Linked DNA regions of Homo sapiens: region 2 is linked to region 1. The links are chromatin loops, found by intact Hi-C in ENCODE. Cell type or tissue: mammary epithelial cell. All regions are shown on one strand. Each heading gives the region's core, and the rest is flanking DNA. Links, peaks and the distances in the headings are about the cores only.

What was found. A loop is a pair of places that touch in the nucleus more often than their neighbours do. Peaks named below come from ENCODE experiments on the same cell type or tissue, not always from the same donor. Only the 100,000 strongest peaks of a DNase experiment are listed, where the experiment ranks them.
Region 2: it touches region 1 in a loop (3-fold over the local background); 1 of 110 quality-filtered maps calls a loop at or near these places.

The regions. Positions count from the first base shown.
Region 1 is chrX:134,759,306-134,764,689 of GRCh38, forward strand. It overlaps a transcript of PLAC1 not described here and the pseudogene RNU4-44P. Among named protein-coding and RNA genes, the nearest start is that of PABIR2, 35 kb to the right of the region's middle. In mammary epithelial cell, for the core only: CTCF peaks have their summits at 2,701 (motif pointing left) and 5,139 (motif pointing left); a DNase peak (open chromatin) is centred at 1,586.
Region 2 is chrX:134,686,664-134,692,047 of GRCh38, forward strand. It overlaps a transcript of PLAC1 not described here. Among named protein-coding and RNA genes, the nearest start is that of PLAC1, 31 kb to the left of the region's middle. In mammary epithelial cell, for the core only: no CTCF peak of the experiment used is centred there; DNase peaks (open chromatin) are centred at 1,668 and 2,398; H3K27ac peaks cover 1,456 bases.

The sequences.
Region 1 (5,384 bases), core at 304-5,303:
ATGCCTGGCTAATTTTTGTATTTTTAGTAGAGAGAGGGTTTCAGCATATTGTCCGGGCTGGTCTCAAACTCCTGACCTCTTGATCCACCCGCCTCGGCCTCCCAAAGTGCTAGGAGTACAGGCATGAGCCACCAAGCCCGGCCAGGAACTCTTATACATTGGTGGTGGGAATGTAGACTAGTATAGCCACTATGGAAAACAGTATGGAGATTTCTCAAAAAACTAAACATAGAATTGCCATTTGATCTAACAATCCCATGTATCTACCCAAAGGAAAAGAAATCAATATATCAAAGGGATACCTGCACTCCTATGTTTACTGCAGCACTCTTCAAAATAGCAAAGATACAGAATCAACCTAAATGTCCATCAACAGATGAATGGATAAAGAAAATGTGGTACATATACACAATGGAATACTATATAGTTATAAAAAAGAATGAAATCATGTCATTTTCAGCAACATCAATGGAACTAGAAGTCATATCTTAAGTGAAATAAGCTAGGCACAAAAAGACAAATATTGAATGTTCTTACTTATATGTGGGAGCTAAAAAACTTGATCATATGTAGATAGAGAGTGGACAGACAGATAACAGAGACTGGGAAGGGTGAATCGGGGGTAGGGAGGAGGATGAAAAAAAGTGGGTTAAGGGGTACTTACAAATATACAGTAAGACAGAAGGAATAAATTCAGTGTTTGACAGCACATTAGGTTGACTATACTTAACAAAAATATATTGTACTTGGGTTATGGACACCCTAAATACTCTGACTTCATTACAATGCATTATATACATGTAACAAAATTTCACTTATACCCCATCAATTTGTACAAAAAAATAAAAATTTTAAATTATGAACTTCCATTTCTTTTTTCTTCATTTCTATTTTTAGTTTAGTCTCCATACAGACTGTCAAAAAATGCCAACGCCAACTATATTTCAAGCCATCATGGCGGGGTACTGGGAAAAGTTTTCAATTAGCAATAATCACTCCTCAGATAAACCTCACTGGCTATGATGCTGCCACTGCACAAAACTGAACTTCTATTTCTTTAGAGTGGAAAAAAAATTACAAAATTTTCAGTTTAATTTGGAAGTCACTATCAAACATAATAAATATATATACCTTTTGACCCAGTAATTCCACCCCTAGGAATTTATCTGACATATGTTCAATGTTATTCATTGCAGCATTGTTAGATAATAGCAAAAGACTGGAAGCAATATGTTTCCTTCAATAGGGGGCTGGCAAAATGAAATAGAATAAAAAACAAAGAAGCTCTTTGTGGACTAATATGAAGTCATTTCCAAGATACAGTGTTAGGTTAAAAAAAAAAGGTTAAGGTACATAACAATACCTATAGTATTGTATTTGATAGAATAAATGGCCCCAGCTCTTCCCCTCCCTAAGCCCATACACCCTGCAACGTGACTTTGCAGCTCCTCACATTCCTTGAATCCGGGCTAGCTAGCCTGTGGCTTGCTTTGGTCGACAGAATAAGACAGTTACGTTGTGCCAGAGCCAAGTCTAGGCCTCCAGAGGCCTTCTGTGCTTCTGTTCTTGTGGAGTCCTCACACTACGATGGGAACAAGCCCAGACTAGACTGCTTGTGGGTAAGAGACCTCATGGAGTAGAGCTGAACAATCCCAGCTGAAGCCATTCTAGACCAACCAATCCCCAACTGACCCATCAACTGACCAGCCAAGATGATCTGAGCCTGGCCCTGAATAGCAGATACTCCCAGCTTACCCATAGGCTCATGAGAAAAAATGAATAATTGTTTTAAGTCACTTAGGTTTTTGAGGGGAAAAGGAGAGGGAGGTCATGTAGTAATCGCTCATACAAATATGCTGCCATTTGTGTAAAATTTCAGGAAAAAAAAAATATATAGATGGATTTGTTTACATATGCAAACTTTCTCCGTAAGAATGCATTAGAAACTGAAAACACAATTGCTCTGGGGGAAAGGAGCTATGACAGCTAGGGGATGAAAGTGGGAGGCAGACGTTTTGCACCTTTTGAATTCTGAAGCACATTAATGTATTGCCAATGGATGAATGAATAAAACCTGTTCCTTTTTACTCAAATATTTTCAGAACCCCCAAATCATCCCTGGCCAGGGTTCGGGATCGGGGGGAAGGGAACTCTTAAACGCTATTGACGAGATTATAAATTGGTACAATCTTGATGGGGTGGTGGTATGGCTTTAAGCAATGCCTTATAAGGATATGTAAATATATATGCAATGTACACAGTATCTCTGTTAGAACCTGCCAGAAGCTGGTAACACTGGTTGCTTCTGAGAAAGGATCTGATGGGACTGGAGGTCAAGGGTAAGAGGAAAACTGACTTTTCCCTATATGTCCTTTTTATTTGCTATTTGATTTTTTTACACTGAACTTGTCTTACCTTTCCAAAAAGAAAATAATAAAATGCACATGTCCTCTGACCCAGCAATTTATCACTTCTAAGAATCTCTCCTGAAGAAATACATACAGAAGCGGACAAATTTAAATAAATAACAACATTTACTTGTGTATACTAAAAAATTATAAAGAACCTCAATGATCATCATTTGAGGGTTAAATTATGGAATGTTCACACAATTGCTAAAAATGAACCCATAAACAGTCACCTATCTCAGTGCAGAGCATTCGAGAACTTTTGAAGCGCCCTCTAATGCCCACTTCCAGTCATTCACTCTATGAATGATCACAAACGCAATCAACCCAAGTAACCATCACCCAGGTCCACAGAGAACATTCCAGAACTCTTGAGGTGCCCCACAATACCTACTTCCAGTCATTCACTCTTTGAATGCTGACAAAGGGAACCTAAGCAAACATCAGTCAGGTCACATAGAACATTCCAGAACTGTTGAGGCACCCCCCCCCCAATGACCACTTCCAGTCATTCACTCTATGAATGATCACAGACTGAATCAACCCAAGTAACCATCGCCCAGGTCCATAGAGAACATTCCAGAACTCTTGAGTTGTTCCCTACTGGCTCACTTTCTGCCATTTACTCTCCAGGAATTATCACAAATGAATAAACCCATGTAACCATCACCCAGGTCACAGAGAACATTCCCCCAGAAGATCCAGTTTGTGATAATTCATCAACCTGTATACTTTTTGTATATACATTACATTTCCATAAAAATTTTAAAATATGCATGTGCATCTATTACAAATATGTTCGCCTATGTATAGAAAAAGATAACTAGGGCCGGGCACGGTGGCTCACACCTGTAATCCCAGCACTTTGGACTTTGGGAGGCCGAGGCGGGTGGATCACGAGGTCAGGAGTTCAAGAGCAGCCTGGCCAACATGGTGAAACCCCGTCTCTACTAAAAATACAAAAATTAGCCAGGCGCAGTGGCGGGCGCCTATAATCCCAGCTACTCGGGAAGCAGGAGAATCACTTGAACCCGGGCAGCAGAGGTTGCGGTGAGCCGAGATCATGCCACTGCACTCCAGCCTGGGTGACAGAATGAGGCTCTATCTCAAAAAAAAAAAAAAAAAAAAAAAAAAAGAAAAGAAAAGAAAAGAAAAAGATAATTTGGTACACAAATCAAACTATTACATTATAGATGAAAACGCTGAAGGGGGAGTATTTTTTTACTTTGCATACTTCTATGAGGTTTCCACTTTTTGTAACAAGCTTTTCTCCTCCATAATTCAAAAATAAATAAAAATGAATAAAGATGAAAAACAATAACAGAAATTAAACCACTGCTATGAGATGTTAATTTTGTCTCTGAGGTAGAAATATACATGGTCAGGATTACAAATCCTAGAATTATTAACCCCTCACCTACAACAGCCACAGCCTCTCTTCCCCTCTTCCTCCCCGCATCCCACAGGTCTCCGAGGGAGATGGATGCTTACAGGGAAGATTCAAAGAAACACTTCACCAGCTAGGGCTTTCACCCCAGACTACTTCAGTAGTCATGAGGGGAACTAGACTAAAAATTCCTCTTGCCCAAAGAAGGCAGGCCTCAGTGATCCAGACTAGAAGCTCCTTTCTCTGAGGGCTGCATGCTGACATTAGCTCTGGAGTTCTAATCACTTTTTTAGTCAGAAGAGATAGGTAAGCAAACCAGGCCTTAAGTGCTCTTTAGCCCCACTTTACCTCAGCCCCTCATGTTCCCCCCAGAAGCTAAAGGAGAGAGGTTCCTGACCTGTCTTACCACACCTCACAGGAGAAGAAAAGTGCAGAATAGGCTGGGCACGATAGCTCACGCCTATAATCCCAGCACTTTGGGAGGCCGAGGCAGGCGGATCACCTGAGGTCAGAAGTTCGAGACCAGCCTGGCTAACACGGTGAAACCCCATCTCTACTAAAAATACAAAAATTAGTCGGGCGTGGTGGCGGGTGATTGTAATCCCACCTACTCAGGAGGCTGAGGCAGGAGAATTGCTTGAACCCGGGAGGCGGAGGTTGCATTGAGCCGAGACGGCGCCACTGCACTCCAGCCTGGGCAACAAGAAAGAAACTCCGAAAAAAAAAAGAAAGAAAGAAAGAAAGAAAGAAAGAAAGAAAGAGAAAAGAAAAGGGAAAGGAAAAGCGCAGAATCCCAAAAAAGAGGAAATCTAAAAAGAACCCGGCAAGAGCATTCCACACAGATTCCACAGCTTCTAACTTCTTCATACAGACTGTTCCACACACCACTGTGACCCAATACTTTCCTGGATCGAAGTAATTATGTATATTTTAAGATTTGGGCCATATCTGGCTATGGATCGTTCATACTATCATTTACTCAAGACGTATTTAAATTAAGTCACTTTTCCTTTACTATACGACCTGCCAAGTTTACTGTAATAAAAAGCTTCCTATCACTATGATAAATGGAACATCAGTATCACATGCCACAAACATAAGGTACATATTAGGTATATATTAATAAAGATTACCAAAGGGTGGCACTCCTTGACAGACTCCTCGTGTAAGTTTTCCTCGGGAATGTCTGGAAGACAAGAAGCTTCACCCTCCTCCTAGAGGTGAGAGTGTGTGGTTAACACTTCCCCGGAGATTTACTTTCAGCTTCTCCTATAGGTTCATTCCCTAGTGATTTTCTTTCAGCTTCTCCTATAGGTTAGCACTCCCTGTGGTTTTCTTTCAGCTCCCTCTATAGGTGAGAGTGACTTTCTTTTACTCCCTCTATAGGTTAGAGCGTGGGGTTACCTTGTTCAACAAAATTTTATTGAGTGACTATTCTATTTCAGATAGGATAACGTGGGGTTACTTAGTTTAACAAAATTTTATTGAGTGACTGTTCTATTTCAGATAGGATAGCGTGGGGTTACTTAGTTCAACAAAATTTTATTGAGTGTTCTATTTCAGATAGGATAGTGTGGGGTTACTTAGTT
Region 2 (5,384 bases), core at 140-5,139, 73 kb before region 1:
ATAGCAGAAGGCAATGGGTCTTAGTTTAAGTCTCTGCATTGGCCACCTGTACAGACTGCCATGTGTTCAGGGCCAGCGCCGAGGCTTGATAAATTTGGGAAGAAGCCCAGGCTTCTCTTGGTTGCTCCCTTCTAGAGCCCCAATTTCTGCTTGTCTCTTGTCCTGTTTCTTCTTCCAATATGACAAAGAATCATGGTTCTTAGCCTTCATCTTGGAAACCAATGGGATGAATTAATCCCGACACAGAATTGGGTGGTAATGCAAGAAGAGATGATAGTCTACTCTTTCAAGAGACTTGCAATCTAACAAGGGGTAAATGCAAATCATAAAGCTTCTCATTGCCCCTCAAATCCTGTGCCACTCTTAAGATCAATGTTTTAGTGGAAAGATATTATGAAAGGGATATTAGCATCATGGCTCTGTCACAGATCAGTCATGGCAGGGCTAGATAGAATCAAAGTGCAAATTCAAAATCATTGGAAATGCCCAAGAAAAAAATGTGTGTTACAATTTCTTAATTCAAAAGCATCTAAAGAGTAACTGTAAACTTCCTGCCAAAACAAAACTCTCCCCTTGCCCATGTTAAGGGTAGAAAACATCTTTCTAGTTTCCTTTAGGCCAAGCTTGTCCAACTCACAGTTCGTGGGCCACATGTGGCCCAGGATGGCTTTGAATGGGGCCCAACACAATTTGTAAACTTTTTTAAAACCTTACGAGTTTTTGTGTGTGTGATTTTTTTTAAGCTCATCAGCTATCATTAGCGTTAGTGTATTTTATATGTGGCTCAAGACAATTTTTCCTCTTTCAATGTGGCCCAGGGAAGCCAAAAGATTGGACACCCCTGCTTTAGGCCATCAGTGGAGTCTGCCTTAGGGGGCAGATGTAAGGGCCTCTAGGAACTTCACTGCTCAAAAAAATGATGTGAGAGTCTGCTGGTTGCTAGGGTTGATCTGGGTGCTTTTGGCTAGCTAGGTTATACCCCTGTCTTTCCTATCACTTTATGATGAAGGTTGATGTGGTGGAAAGAGTGCCAGACTCGGGTTTGTGCCTTAGTGGAATCTACTTAACCTCTTTAAACGTCACTTTTCTAATCTGTACAATGAAGGGAATAATAGTACTTACCTCATAAGTTTGTTTTAGGACTGAGATAACATATATATATATATATATATATATATATATATATATATATATATATATATATAGCACCTAGCACAACGTCTGACACATTGTCAATTCTCAATACACAATCGTTATTATGAGTCTTAGTGACGCCTCACAGTGGGGACCTGGAGCTGTGCTAGCTCTGGGAACTTAGAGCCTGTAGACTATCAAAAGTGCTGTGAGAAGAGAGAAGACAGGAAGAATGGTGGAAGGGCTAAAAGAGAAACTTCACAAGTTTTCCTGATGACCGGCTCAGACTCCAAGAAAGAATTAAAAGAAAAGGCTCCCACAGTCCTTCTCTCTGTAAAAATGTCCAGAACCTCTGTGAAACCTGCTGTTTTCGCCAATTCAGACAGTTTATTGTAGTTTGACTCATAGAAATCAGAGATGAATTTTTTGGGTTAGCAAGTCCAAGAGTTTTGTCAGTTATGCTTAAGGAGGTATAGCCTTTCATTCACTGAGCAAGTATGTAACAGACAACAGAGCAAATATTGTCCACTCTCCCGTTCTCACTTTGTCAAATTATGTGGTATTACATGATGTCCTGATATGAATCATTCAGGCAGCTGCCATCCTGCATTAATTGCAGAAGAGCTGGATTCCATACAAGGTGTTCCCAAAGGTTCATTACTAAATACTCATCCAGCAGTTCTTTGAAAGGTTGTATTGGGTGACAAGGACACTAAATCCTTCTATGCATTAAAGCTCCAAGAAAAGACAACTGGAAATTACACCATGGTTTTTCTCTTTTTTCTTTCCAGAAGAGAAAATTTATAATTACTCACTTGGGCCAATCCCCACCCTTTCCTTGATGTTTTCTGGCTTTTAAGGCATTTAAATGCTTGTTCTCTTGCGTTCAAAGTCTTACACCACAATTTCTTTATGAAAACAATATGTCTTTCAAATTAATGCTAAACAAAAATGAATATGTCACTAGAACACCATCCTTGTGTAAAGTATCCATATTTAAAATGAGAGTTTAACGGCCTCTTTCCTGTAACCCAAGGGCCAATCTCATATTTCAAGCTGCTTGGAAACTACCTTTACTTGGATGTTTCTTTACCACCTCCAACTCTTTATGTCCAAAACCAAATGTTTCACCTTTGCCCCACATTATTTCTTCTTCCTTTGTTTTTCATTTCAGTTAAGGGCACTACTATGACTCTATCGTCCAGGCTTAAGAATCTTGAATCTGTCCTTTCATGAATGACTAAGTTCTGGCTGTTCTGCCTTTGACTTGCCTTTGAATGAGTCACTGATTTACCTTTGCCTCTTTATTCTTATTCCCACCATCCCAGTTCTGGTCCCTGTCATACCATGGCTGGATTCCTAGAAGAGCCCACTCACTGGTCTGGTTTCATTATATGCATCCTGTTGGTCACTGCTAGATTAACCTTTCTACAAGCCTGCTTTCACCATGTCACGCCTGTGCTCAAAATTCTACAAGGGCTGCCTATTGTTTACTATATCAAGTCCAAATTAATGTATTGTTCGAGAGGCTTCTATTACTTCAAAACATAACTGCTCCAGTTAGGGTTCCATTTTCACTATCTCCATACAAACCAGAAACCAAATTCATTTTTGCTGATAGAGTTTTGTGTTCATGCCCGTTTTCATCTCCTCTGACTTACAAATCCTTCCATCTTTAAGGGCCTTCATCAAGTCCTACTTCCTCCATCAAGCCCTCCCCAACTTCTCTAGCACCCACGGGTGTCTCCTGTGTCTGTTGCCGACACCGTGATATTTGAGCAATGAATCAGATGATATAAATTTGAAAATACTGACAGAGTTGGGAGACCTGGATATCAGTACTGGCCCTGCCACTGACTCAATGTGTGATGTTGGGCAAGTCCCTGCCCTTCTCTGAGCCTTGGTGCCCTCCTAAGTAAAATGAGGGAGTCAAACTACAATCATTTCTCAAACACCAGTCACTTGCACAGCACTTTCCTGATTGCCATATCTGCAGTCCGTCTCTACTTTTACCAACTTTAAACTTCTCTATCTTGCTTTTTAAAGTACATTTTATTGTGGTAAAATATACATAACATAAAATTTACCATTTTAAACATTTTAAGTGTACAATTCAGTGGCATTTGGTACATCACAATGTTGTGCAACCATCACCACCATCTATCTCCAGAACTCTTTTTATTTTCCCCAACTGAAACTCTGTCTTCATAAACACTAACTCCCCATTTCTCCCTCCCTGCAGCCCCTGACAACCACCACTCTACTGTCTCTATAAATTTGACTACTCTAGGTATCTCATATGAGTGAGATCCTTCAGTATTTTGTGTCTGGTATATTTCACTTAGCATAATGTCCTCAAGGTTCATCCATGTTGTAGCATGTGTCAGAATTAAATACACTTTTAATGAAAGAAAAGTATCATATCTGGGAAATCATAGTTTTGTGGAATGGTTATGGTCTTTCTAATACACACTAAAATAAACATATAATTAAAATATGAAGTTTGTGTGTTCCCAGTCCCAAGAGTACTGTGCCTCCCACTCTTCCAGAAACACCTGACTTGTTCACATATATGAGAAGATATGGATCACTGGGGCAGTGGTTTTCAAACATGGCTGATTATTAGAATCCCTCAGGTGGCTTTGAGAAAATACCAAGACAATATCCCAGACCTGCTGAGTCAGAATCTCTGGGGATGACCTGGAAGTCTCTGTGTTAACAAGCTCCTGAGGTATTTTTGGTGATCAACCAGGTTTGGAAGTCACTGTTCCATGGCTGACTTGAAGACAGGGCTCCAGGTCTACACCTTTTTTATATTTCCAATAGTGCAGGGCACAGAGGTCACACTCAAAAATATCATATTGATGGCTCATACCTGTAATCCCAGCACTTTGGGAGGCTGAGGCGGGTGGATCACGAGGTCAGGAGATCCGAAACCATCCTGGCTAACATGGTGAAACCCCGTCTCTACTAAAAATACAAAAAATTAGCTGGGCATGGTGGCAATGGTGGCACACACCTTTAGTCCCAGCTATTCAGGAGGCTGAGGGAGGAGACTTGCTTGAATCCGGGAGGCGGAGATTGCAGTGAGCCGAAATCGCGCCACTGCACTCCAGCCTGGGCGACAGAGCAAGATTCCGTCTCAAAAAAAAAAAAAAAAAAAAAAAAAAAAAAAAAAATATATATATATATATATATATATATATATATATATATATATATATGTATATATCATATTGACTGATATATTGAGAATCTCCAGAAATAGAAAGGAGACAAGACTTTAACTTCTTTCTTTTGAGCAGTGTTTCTTTTTTCTTTTTTTTTTTTTCACAAGTTCCTCTGTAAAATGGGGGTAATACCACCTACCTTACAGGGCTGCTGTGACTCAAATCTGATACATGTGGAGAAGCTATGGCTGTTACTATAAAAATTTCTTGTACATATCCTCTGAGGCCAGCATCATGCCAGGAGTTGTGGAAGAGTGGCAAGAAGTTTAAAACATGATTCCTGCTCTCACAGAGCTCAGGATCTGTTCGAGGAAACCAAACCAACCCAGATGGAACAAATGAGGAGCAATGACTTCCGAGCAGGGCAGGAATTCAAGCCAGGTGTGCTCTGGGCAAGCTTCATGGGTAAGACTTGAGCTGAGCCTTGAAGGAAAAATAAGATTTGGAGAGAGAAGCAGGAGAGGCCAGAATATTCCAAGAGAAAGGAACGGCATCAGACGTGGCTGAGGCGGTTACCCATGTGGTATATTTGAGTTGGCCCAATAAGGCTTGTCTCATCACACAACATGCCGAAATAACTCTGGAAATTTGACTGTTTAGAATTCTGTTCCTTAGGACGGCCCTTCTGGAAATGTAAACACACCTGGCTAGTTCGTGTATGACCTCACTTACACCTTAGTGTGCATTAGTTAAATAAGAATGCGTTCTCTCTAGCAGCTAGATGAGATGGGGGGCACTGAGGGATGAGACTCTGATTGGTAGAGGCCTAAGAAGGGGTCATTTTGAGCCATGGAAACAGTTTCTTCTGGGAATTCAGAAAACAGCCTGGGAGCCTGGAGAAGGTGGCAAGTGGGAGAGTTCTGAATTGTCAGCAACGACATCACTTTGAACATGAGCAAGGGACAAGTCCTAACCAGAATCCATTTCAAGCAGCTTCTTTTGTTGATGTGCTTGGAGGCTTTTGCAAACCAGGATAACATGCAGATGTATATTAGAAAAGCTTTGCACTTCCACATTGGA